Linked DNA regions of Homo sapiens: regions 1 and 2 are each linked to region 3. A link is a contact called in ENCODE Hi-C or POLR2A ChIA-PET data. All regions are on one chromosome and are shown on one strand. The core of a region is the stretch at or near the end of the contact, and the rest is flanking DNA. Distances in the headings are between cores, read along the strand shown.

Region 1 (2,700 bases), core at 138-2,637, 130 kb before region 3:
CAGGCTGGTCTCAAACTCCTGACCTCATGATCCGCCCACCTCGGCCTCCCAAAGTGCTGGGATTACAGGCGTGAGCCACTGCGCCCGGCCGGTAATAGTATATTTCATTGTGTAAAAAACAAAACAAAAAAACAAATTGGGCAGGGCATGGTGGCTCATGCCTATAATCCCAGTACTTTGGGAGGCCTAGGCAGGCAAATCACTTGAGGTCAGGAGTTCAAGGCCAACAGGCAAAAACCCCGTCAAAAAAATTAGTCTGGCATGATGTCAAGCACTCGTAGGCCCAGCTACTCGGGAGGCTGATGCAGGAGAATCGCTTGAACCCTGCAACAGAGTGAGACTCTCTCTCAAACAAAATAAAACAAAACGGAAAAACTATTAGAGGCTGGGAGCGGTGGCTCACGCCTGTAATCTCAACACAGAGGCGGAGGCGGGCGGATCACGAAGTCAAGAGTTCGAGACCAGCCTGGCCAACATAGTGAAACCCCGTACTCTACTAAAAATACAAAAAATAAGCCGGGCATGGTGGCGTGCGCCAGTAATCCCAGCTACTCGGGAGGCTGAGGCAGGAGAATCGCTTGAACCCGGGTGGCGGAGGTTGCGGTGAGCAGCGATCGCGCCATTGCACTCCAGCCTGGGCGACAGAGCAAGACTCCGTCTCAAAAAACAAACAAACAAACAAAAAGCAAAAAAACTATTAGAGCCTGGGCAACATAGTGAAATCTTGTCTCTACCCCCCACCCCCAAAAAAATTAGCCTGGGTGCGGTGGGATGCACCTGTAGTCCCAGCTACTTGGGATACTGAAGTGGGAGGATTGCTTGAGCCTGGGAGGTCGAGGCTGCAGTGAACTGTGTTCACGCCACCGCACTCCAGCCTGTGCGACAGAGCGAGACTCTGTCAAAACCAAACCAAACCAAAACAAAAAAAACCTATGATCCGGTTTCTTGAAGCAGATCCTATGGCAAGCCATCAAGCCAGAGCGGTAAGAAGTAGGAAGATGGTGCTTTTAGATCCACTACATTCCCAGGATCAAATGTAGAACAATATTTAGTCCCTAAAGTGATTCTCTTTCCATTATTGTCAACTGCGTGGTCGGTGCAACGTGAAAGGGCCACAACTATGTGAAGGAAACACTTAGAATATAACACCAAAGGAGGCAATCGCTGCCTTAGACTTCCTAAAGATCTAAAGAACTCTTAGATGCTTGGTGAAATCGCTCTCTGCCGCTGGTGCGACTCAGGCGCGGTCGCGAGGAAGGTCCAGGGTGAACGCGCGTAGGCTGGGAGTCCGCGTTGGGGCGCTCCCTGGCTTGCAGGCCGCTCCGAGTGGGTGGGCCGGGGGCGGGGCCGGCGGCAGGGAGCGGACTCCGCCCCCGGGGCGGGTCCAGTCGGGCCGCGGCGCGTCGCTGCGCCGCACGTGTGCGAGCCCGGCCGCCGGTGAGTCGGCTGGAGCGCATCTGGTCCTCCGCGCGGAAAGCGCTGCTTTTGCCTGGCCGCCCTAGCCGCTGGCTCATCCAAGTGGCCTTCGCCGCTCTCTTGCGTCCCAACCAGAGCGCTGGCCACCTCGCCGCCCAGCTCACGCCGCGCCCGCGCTCCCAGGCTCCGGGTAAGTGCGCGGCCTCCCCGCGGCCGCCGGGGCTCCTCGGCCTGGCCCTGGCCCCAGCCCCAGCCCCAGGGCCCCGCCCCAAGAGGCAGTGCGGACTGGGAAGGCGGACTGGGAAGGCGGCCCCGCAGTGGTCAGAGCCCGCGGCGCCTCCATTATGGATCGTGCCAGCGGGAGCACGGTTGGAACCCAGTGGGTCCTGCGCTTCGGCGGTGCAGGCGCCGCTCTCCGCTCCCCGCTCCCCGCTCCGCTCTGCCCGGCCAGTCGTCCGGAGGCGCCGCGCCCGAGCGCTCCCCTCCTCCCCGCGCGGCGCTGTCCCCCGGGGGCCCCCTTCCCACTCCTCCCTTTCTTTGCCCCGGACGCTCCCTAAACTCTTGTCCCTCCGTCAGAGGAACACTGGCCCTGAAGCCCTTCACGGTGCCACTGCTTCGCCGCGCCTGCCTTCTGTGGGTCCAGCCCACGTGTTCCACCCCTGTGTCCTGCGTCGCCGCTCACTGGGAGCCTACTAGGCGCCACGCGGGCTCTGGGGACTGCTTGCTTTGTATGCATTTCCCAGAGTAGGAGTGGACGGGCTGCAGACTCAGAGTGCTTTCTCCAGCCCTCAAGCTGGGTGAATGCTTAACGAGTGGATGGAGGTGCTGCTGTGCAAGCTGAAATTCGAGTCCTCCTCGTCAGCCCTGCGCAGAGGTGTTTAGAAGCACACCTTCGTTGCCTGCCGAGTAGGGTTGGCAAAGAGTTTAGTTTTTAAAATATTTGGTCCCGTCAGACTACTTTTTTTTTCCATTCCAAAAATAAAGGGTTACTAAGGTTCCCTCCCCCCCATCCCCAAGCCTCTAATCATCTATGAAATGACTATGCCCCATTGGCCTGGGGGAGCCTCGACTATTGAGGGATCTGTCGAAAATCAGACTGTACAACACTATTGAAAAGGGGTTGGTTAGGCAATTGTTAGGTTCAAACATTAGGAAAGTAGCCAACAGTACGTACTTAACAACTCCTTGTGAACATGTTTTTGGTTTTTTTATTTTTATTTTTTTAATTTTTTTGAGACAGAATTTTGCTCTTGTTGCCCAGGCTGGAGTGCAGTTGCGTGATCA
Region 2 (2,700 bases), core at 7-2,506, 140 kb after region 3:
GTGTCTCCAGCTGGGTGCGATGATGTGTGCCTGTAGTTGTGGCTACTCTGGCAGCTGAGGTGGGAGGATCACTTGAGCCCAGGAGTTCAAGGCCATAGTGCATGAAGATTGTGCCTGTGAATAACCACCGCACTCTAGCCTGGGCAACAGAGAGAACTTGTCTCTTGAGGGGAAAAAAAGTGTTTTCTAAATGCAGAAGCCCGAGTTACTTTATCTCCTCATTTTCCCCCGTAGTCTGTATCTAGTTGGTCACTAGATCCTACCGGTTTCTTTGCAGGAGTCCTCTCCAAATGCTTCCGTCAAAACTCGCTGTACTGCTTTCATCTGTCATTCCTCATTTGCCCTCAAATATTGTTCACTAGCCTCTCTTCCTGTTCCTCCGCCCTTTGCATCATCCCCAGAATTATATTCCTAAAAGAGACTCATTAATATAGCTTAAAACAGGTCGTTCACAGTCTGGTGGTCCTCTTTATCTAAAGTCCTCACTGATCCTGCCATTTCTGGCTCTTTTACCCTTCTTATCTTCATAATGTGTACTTCCCTCTGCCTGGACCTCACTGAGAAGATGCCATGTCCCCTGCACGCTGCCCTTACCATCCCACTGCAGAGGGTCCTGCTGCCTCCTAGAGCACCATCTAGACCTTTGTACTGAGACTCAGTGCTTCTCACTCCACTAGCTCGAGACGCAAGGAGCTTTAACTGTCTCATGTTCACGTTTCTGGTGCCTAGCACGTTCTTTGGCCTATAGACACAAATTTTATTTGAATAAAGATTTTTATTTCTTTCCCACTTGGTTAGGAAATACTAAGAAAAAGAGGTGTGTGTGTGTGTGTGTGTGTGTGTGTGTGTGTGTGTGTTTGTTTTGTTTTGTTTTTCCTCTCAAGCTGTTCTTTATTTCAGGGAGAGGGCAGGGAAGGGGGCTCAGTCTTTCTTGGCAGCGGCTTTCCTCATGGCGGCCAGGACGTTGCTTTGCTCCTCCCGCTTCCTCTTGGCGCGGATGTGCGCCCACACCCTTTTCTTGATGAACTTGAGGACCCGTTTGTCTTTGGAGACCTTTCAGTAACTCCTTGGCGTGCTGCTTGTACGGGGCGAAGCCACATGCCTCCGGGATCATGTCCCGCACAAACTTGGTGTGTTTGGTCAGACGCCCGCGGCGGCGGCTGTGCCTGGGCTCGCTCACGTTCTTGGTCACCTTTTGGCCCTTGTTGAGGCCCACGGCCATAGGGTAGCGCAGAGCCAGGGCTGCTGCTCTCCAAAGGCGGCCCTGGCGCGCTGGGGCTGGCGCCGCGTGGAACTCTGGGATTTTTTTATTGTTGTTGAGACGGAGTCTCGTTCTGTCGCCCAGGCGGGAGTGCAGTGGCACGATCTTAGCTCACTGCAAGCTCCGCCTCCCGGGTTCAAGCGATTCTCCCGCCTCAGCTTCCCGAGTAGCTGGGATTACAGGCGCGCGCCTGGTACCATGTGCAGCTAATTTTTGTATTTTTAGTAGACACAGGGTTTCACCATGTTGGCCAGGCTGGTATTGAATTCCTGACCTCAGATGATCCACCAGCCTCGGCCTCCCAAAGTGCTGGGATTACAGGCGTGAGCCACCGCGCCCGGCCCTGTATTTTTTAATAGGAAATATTGGACAGTATCTTTTTGTTTTACTGCCTTCTGAACAGCCTTGCAAATGTTTCTTTTTATAGCGGTTTTACCCCAACTTCTCTGTGTTCTCATGGACTCAGTGGGGTCTCCACCTACTACAGTGGTTTTGGTTGGCCTGGAAAAGCCTCCTGACCAGCGGACGGGACTTGGGCCCTCTACCCCTGCCAGCTCTTCAGCCCTCGTGGGGCTTCTTTATGGCAGCTCTTTCCTTCTAGAAGTTCCCACTCAATGTTTGAAATACCCACAAGTTCTGAACCTTGGAGGCACACTCATCTTATTAATGGCAGAGTTGGGACTCCAACTCAGTTACCTTGGCTGTTTCTCTTCCATTTTATTGATGGCAGCAGCCAGAATTCCCGACAAAGGTCTCTGGATTGGACTGGTAAATTTTGTTCATTCCACTTCTCACGTGTGAATTTAGGTAATCTGCTGAGCTGCAGATTCTTATTGTGTTATGGTTTAGAGATAATAACATCTTTGTAACTGAAATTAAAATTTTTTTTTGTCTTGCTGCAAATTCAGTCTATTGTAATTCTCAAGTTTCTTCACAGCCCTAAATTTACCGTTCGTTATTTGAGATTGCTTGGCATGTGGTTTTTTTTTTTTTTTTTTTTGAGATGGAGTCTCTCTCTGTTACCCAGACTGGAGTGCAATGGTGCGGTCTTGGCTCACTGCAGCCTCCACCTCCTGGGTTCAAGGCATGCACTACCACGCCCGGCTAATTTGTGTATTTTTAGTAGAGAGAGGGTTTCACCATGTCGGCCAGACTAGTCTTGAACTCCTGACCTCAGGTGATCTGTCTGCATTGTCCTCCCAAAGTGTTGGGATTACAAATGACTTTAGGATTTTAATTGTAATCTTGCCACCTTTGATCCTATCTCAGGCTCCTCAACTGTGAAGTGTCATCATCTAGATTTAGAGAATTAAGATTAGAATGTAGGCGGGGTGCATTGGCTCACATGGAAGTAATCCCTGCACTTTGGGAGGCTGATGGGGAAGGATTGCTTGAAGCCAGGAGTTTAAGACAAGCCTGGGGAACATAGGGATTCCCCT
Region 3 (2,700 bases), core at 130-2,629:
GGATATTACTGGGATATTTTGCAAAATTGAATATATATGGCCTGTATGTTACAGATGATTACATTGTATTAGTATGAAAGTTTCTTGGAGTGATCATGGAATTCTGATTATGTGGGAGATTATCTTTATTCTTAGTAGATATGTACTGAAATATTTAGGGATAAAGGGTAACAGTGTCTACAAAAACTCAAGTGATTCAGCAAAATAAACCATACACACAGACACATAGATAGCAAATGTGGCAGAATGTTAAAAATTGGTGAATATGGGTTAATTTGGCTGTTAATTGTATTTTCCTTGTAACTTTTCTATAGGGTTTGATATTTTTTTGAATATAAAAAGTTAAGGACTCTTCAAAATCCAAGCAGAGTTTCCCGTTCTGATTTATCATCCTTAGTGTAAGCCACCTTGTCAAAGATACAGTTGTGTGACCAATGAGGGAGTTAATAGTCAGAATGCGTATCTTTCAAAAACTATTGTAATTATTTACATAAATAAGAGAACATTGCAGTTATCTTTTTGTGTCACTATCAACTTGATTCACATCTTTTGTAGGCAGCCTGATAAGGTGGTTTGTCGACGGCCAGGCCTGAATTTCGATCCTGGCTGGTTAAACTTTTTAACCTCGTTGGGACTCAGTTTCCTCATTGTAGGATGCAGAAAATAACTACTTGGTGTGATTGTTGTTTTGAATTGTTATACACCTGGTGTTTACGGAAGCGAGTTTCAATTCATGTGCAAAACCTTTGTCCTACCTTGAATGCTATCTGTATCTTTTCCTTCATTAAACTCATGCAATCCTGGAGGGCACTTAGAGGTGGGAGAGAAAATGACTTCTCCAAGGTCACACCGCTAATCGCGGACCCAGGTTTCCCAGCTTTTGGTCGTGTGCCCTTTCCACGCCTGCCGGAGAGGAGGAAGCGGCGCTCATGGGGTTGCAAGGATGTAGAGGAGCAAAGGGAGAGAAGAGGCCGCGGGAAGAGAGGTGGTGCGAGACCCGCGGAGGCGCCGGCCAAGGACGGGCGCATGGAGCAGCGGGCGGCGCGACCGGCCGGGGTGCGGAGGGGAGAGGCCGCGGCGGGGAGGGAGGGTCCCGCGGGTCCGGTGCCCGGGAGAGGCGGGCGGCCTGGGCCAGCCGCAGGATCGCAGGAGGCGGAGGCCCGGGCCGCGGGCTGGGGTGGGGGAGGCCGAGGGCCAGCGCGGCCATGGGCGGCGGCCACTTCTGCACAGGTGGGTGGGGCGGGGGCGCGGGGCGCTGGGCGCGCGGCGCTGGGGTCCCGACCCCCGGGGCCGGCGGGTGGGGGCGGGGCGGGGGCGGGGCCGGACGGGGGCGGGTCTTGCTGGGTCCCTGCTGGAGCGGCGGCGGCGGCGGCGGCGCAGGCGCGGTTCTCGTCTCCTCCCGGCCGGCGGAGCGAGTGGAGGCTGCAGCCCAGCTCGTCTCGGCGCCCGCGTCGCCGTCGCGAAGCCCCCCGCCCCGCTTCCGCCGCGTCGGAATGAGCTCCCGGAAAGGTGAGTGGCCCGCGGCGCGCCCTCTCCCCGCCACGCGGCCAGCCCGGGCGGGCGGCCCGACCGTTAATGTGTGTCTTCTCTTCCCCAGTGCTGGCCATTCAGGCCCGAAAGCGGAGGCCGAAAAGAGAGAAACATCCGAAAAAGTGAGTCCACGCTGCGCCTGTCCCCGTTCCCCACCCCCGCCCCGTCGGGGGCGCCCGCGGCCGCGCAGGGGAAAGTTGTCCGGGTCCCCGGGCCGGCGGGCGGGCTGGTCCCCCGGGACGCTGGCGCTCGGCTCCTGCCCCCGGCGGGCGGCCCGGGGGGAGGGGCGGCGGCGGGGGAGGGGCGCGCGGGCCGCGGCCGGTTCCCTAGCATCACGGAGCCTCGACCCCGCGACCTCCCGCCCCGGGTCGCCACCGGCCGGCGGGCGGGAGGCCGGCGGAAAGGCGCCGGGCAGGGCGTGCGCACCCGTCCCTTGCCCGCGAGCTGGCCCGGGGGTCGCGGCCCTTTCCGGAAGGGGCCCCGGCGTCTGCCGCTGGGCTCCGGCCCGCCCGCTGCGGGAGTGCAGCGGCTGCGTTGCTCCCACCTGAGCCGCGGGCCGAGGAGGCGGAGGGGCCGAGTGTGCGGGAGGGCGTGTGTCTCGCCTCCCCTTCCTCCCCGGCCCCCGCCTGTCGGCCTTTCTGCTGAGAACCTAAGCTGGTTGTCAAGTGGTTTGCCTCGGGCGTGTTCCTGGCGCGAGTTCAGCCCCGAGACCTGTGCGTTTCGGCTCTCGGGTTTGGATTCGAAACTTTCCGCTCGGGTTGAGCGTGACTTGGGTGCGCTGCGGGCGCCGGGGTCGCGGGCTGCGCAGGGCGGTGGGCGTGTGCGCGGGAGCCGGTCGGAGTGGAAAACGCGCCCGTGGCGGCCACCTCCAGCCTGGCCGCTCACCCGAGCAGGGGGGCCGCTGCCCAAGAACCCTTTCCTGGAGAGCTGCTCCGAGACCGCACAGCGCCGCCGCGTCTTCTCCTTTTCCACTCCTCTCTCCTAATTTTTTTGATTTACCAGCGTTCGACATCGTTATCTCTTCCTCTAGATTAATTGCTTCGCTCTTTTGAGCAAGAATACTCTGTGTGGCATCTTTGGTACTGTGGGGAACGAGAATCCAGCATTATCTTTAATAAAATCCAGAAACATTTTTGGTTGTTTCCTTTGAGGGGTACGTCGCAGCACGCT

The links. Hi-C counts contacts between places; a loop is a spot of excess contacts on that map. ChIA-PET counts read pairs that join two places held with the same protein, here RNA polymerase II (POLR2A). Pooled maps may share reads with other maps.
Region 1: a map of B cell shows a loop between it and region 3 (5-fold over the local background). The contact joins the promoter of PUS7 here to the promoter of SRPK2 in region 3. A Hi-C loop is called at or near these places in 9 of 168 maps with a recorded cell type or tissue (B cell, CD4-positive, alpha-beta T cell, CD4-positive, alpha-beta memory T cell and 4 more), 8 of 37 single-sample maps with no recorded cell type and 19 of 50 pooled maps. POLR2A ChIA-PET finds 5 or more read pairs at or near these places in 8 of 52 experiments (CD4-positive, alpha-beta T cell, GM12878, OCI-LY7 and 5 more).
Region 2: a pooled map shows a loop between it and region 3 (2.1-fold over the local background). The contact joins the enhancer-like site here to the promoter of SRPK2 in region 3. A Hi-C loop is called at or near these places in 1 of 50 pooled maps. POLR2A ChIA-PET finds 5 or more read pairs at or near these places in 3 of 52 experiments (A673, activated CD8-positive, alpha-beta memory T cell and activated T-cell).

The regions. Positions count from the first base shown.
Region 1 is chr7:105,520,958-105,523,657 of GRCh38, reverse strand. It overlaps PUS7 (pseudouridine synthase 7), which reads left to right and starts at 1,387. Exons shown (of 16, transcript NM_019042.5): 1 at 1,387-1,606. RefSeq lists enhancers at 122-622, 1,906-2,560 and silencers at 1,259-2,008, 2,218-2,363.
Region 2 is chr7:105,243,192-105,245,891 of GRCh38, reverse strand. The region is part of intron 2 of SRPK2 (SRSF protein kinase 2); the gene reads left to right. It also overlaps the pseudogene RPL36P12. Among named protein-coding and RNA genes, the nearest start is that of SRPK2, 140 kb to the left of the region's middle. RefSeq lists an enhancer at 698-1,238. Within about 2 kb of position 1,256, at least 7 of the 41 ENCODE cell types and tissues checked have a DNase peak (open chromatin) inside an H3K27ac peak, as active enhancers do; they include A673, where a contact is called at or near this core.
Region 3 is chr7:105,387,600-105,390,299 of GRCh38, reverse strand. It overlaps SRPK2 (SRSF protein kinase 2), which reads left to right and starts at 1,379. Exons shown (of 16, transcript NM_182692.3): 1 at 1,379-1,509; 2 at 1,598-1,652. The coding sequence starts at 1,494. RefSeq lists silencers at 1,009-1,178, 1,279-1,328, 1,339-1,408, 1,439-1,568, 1,909-2,028 and 1 more.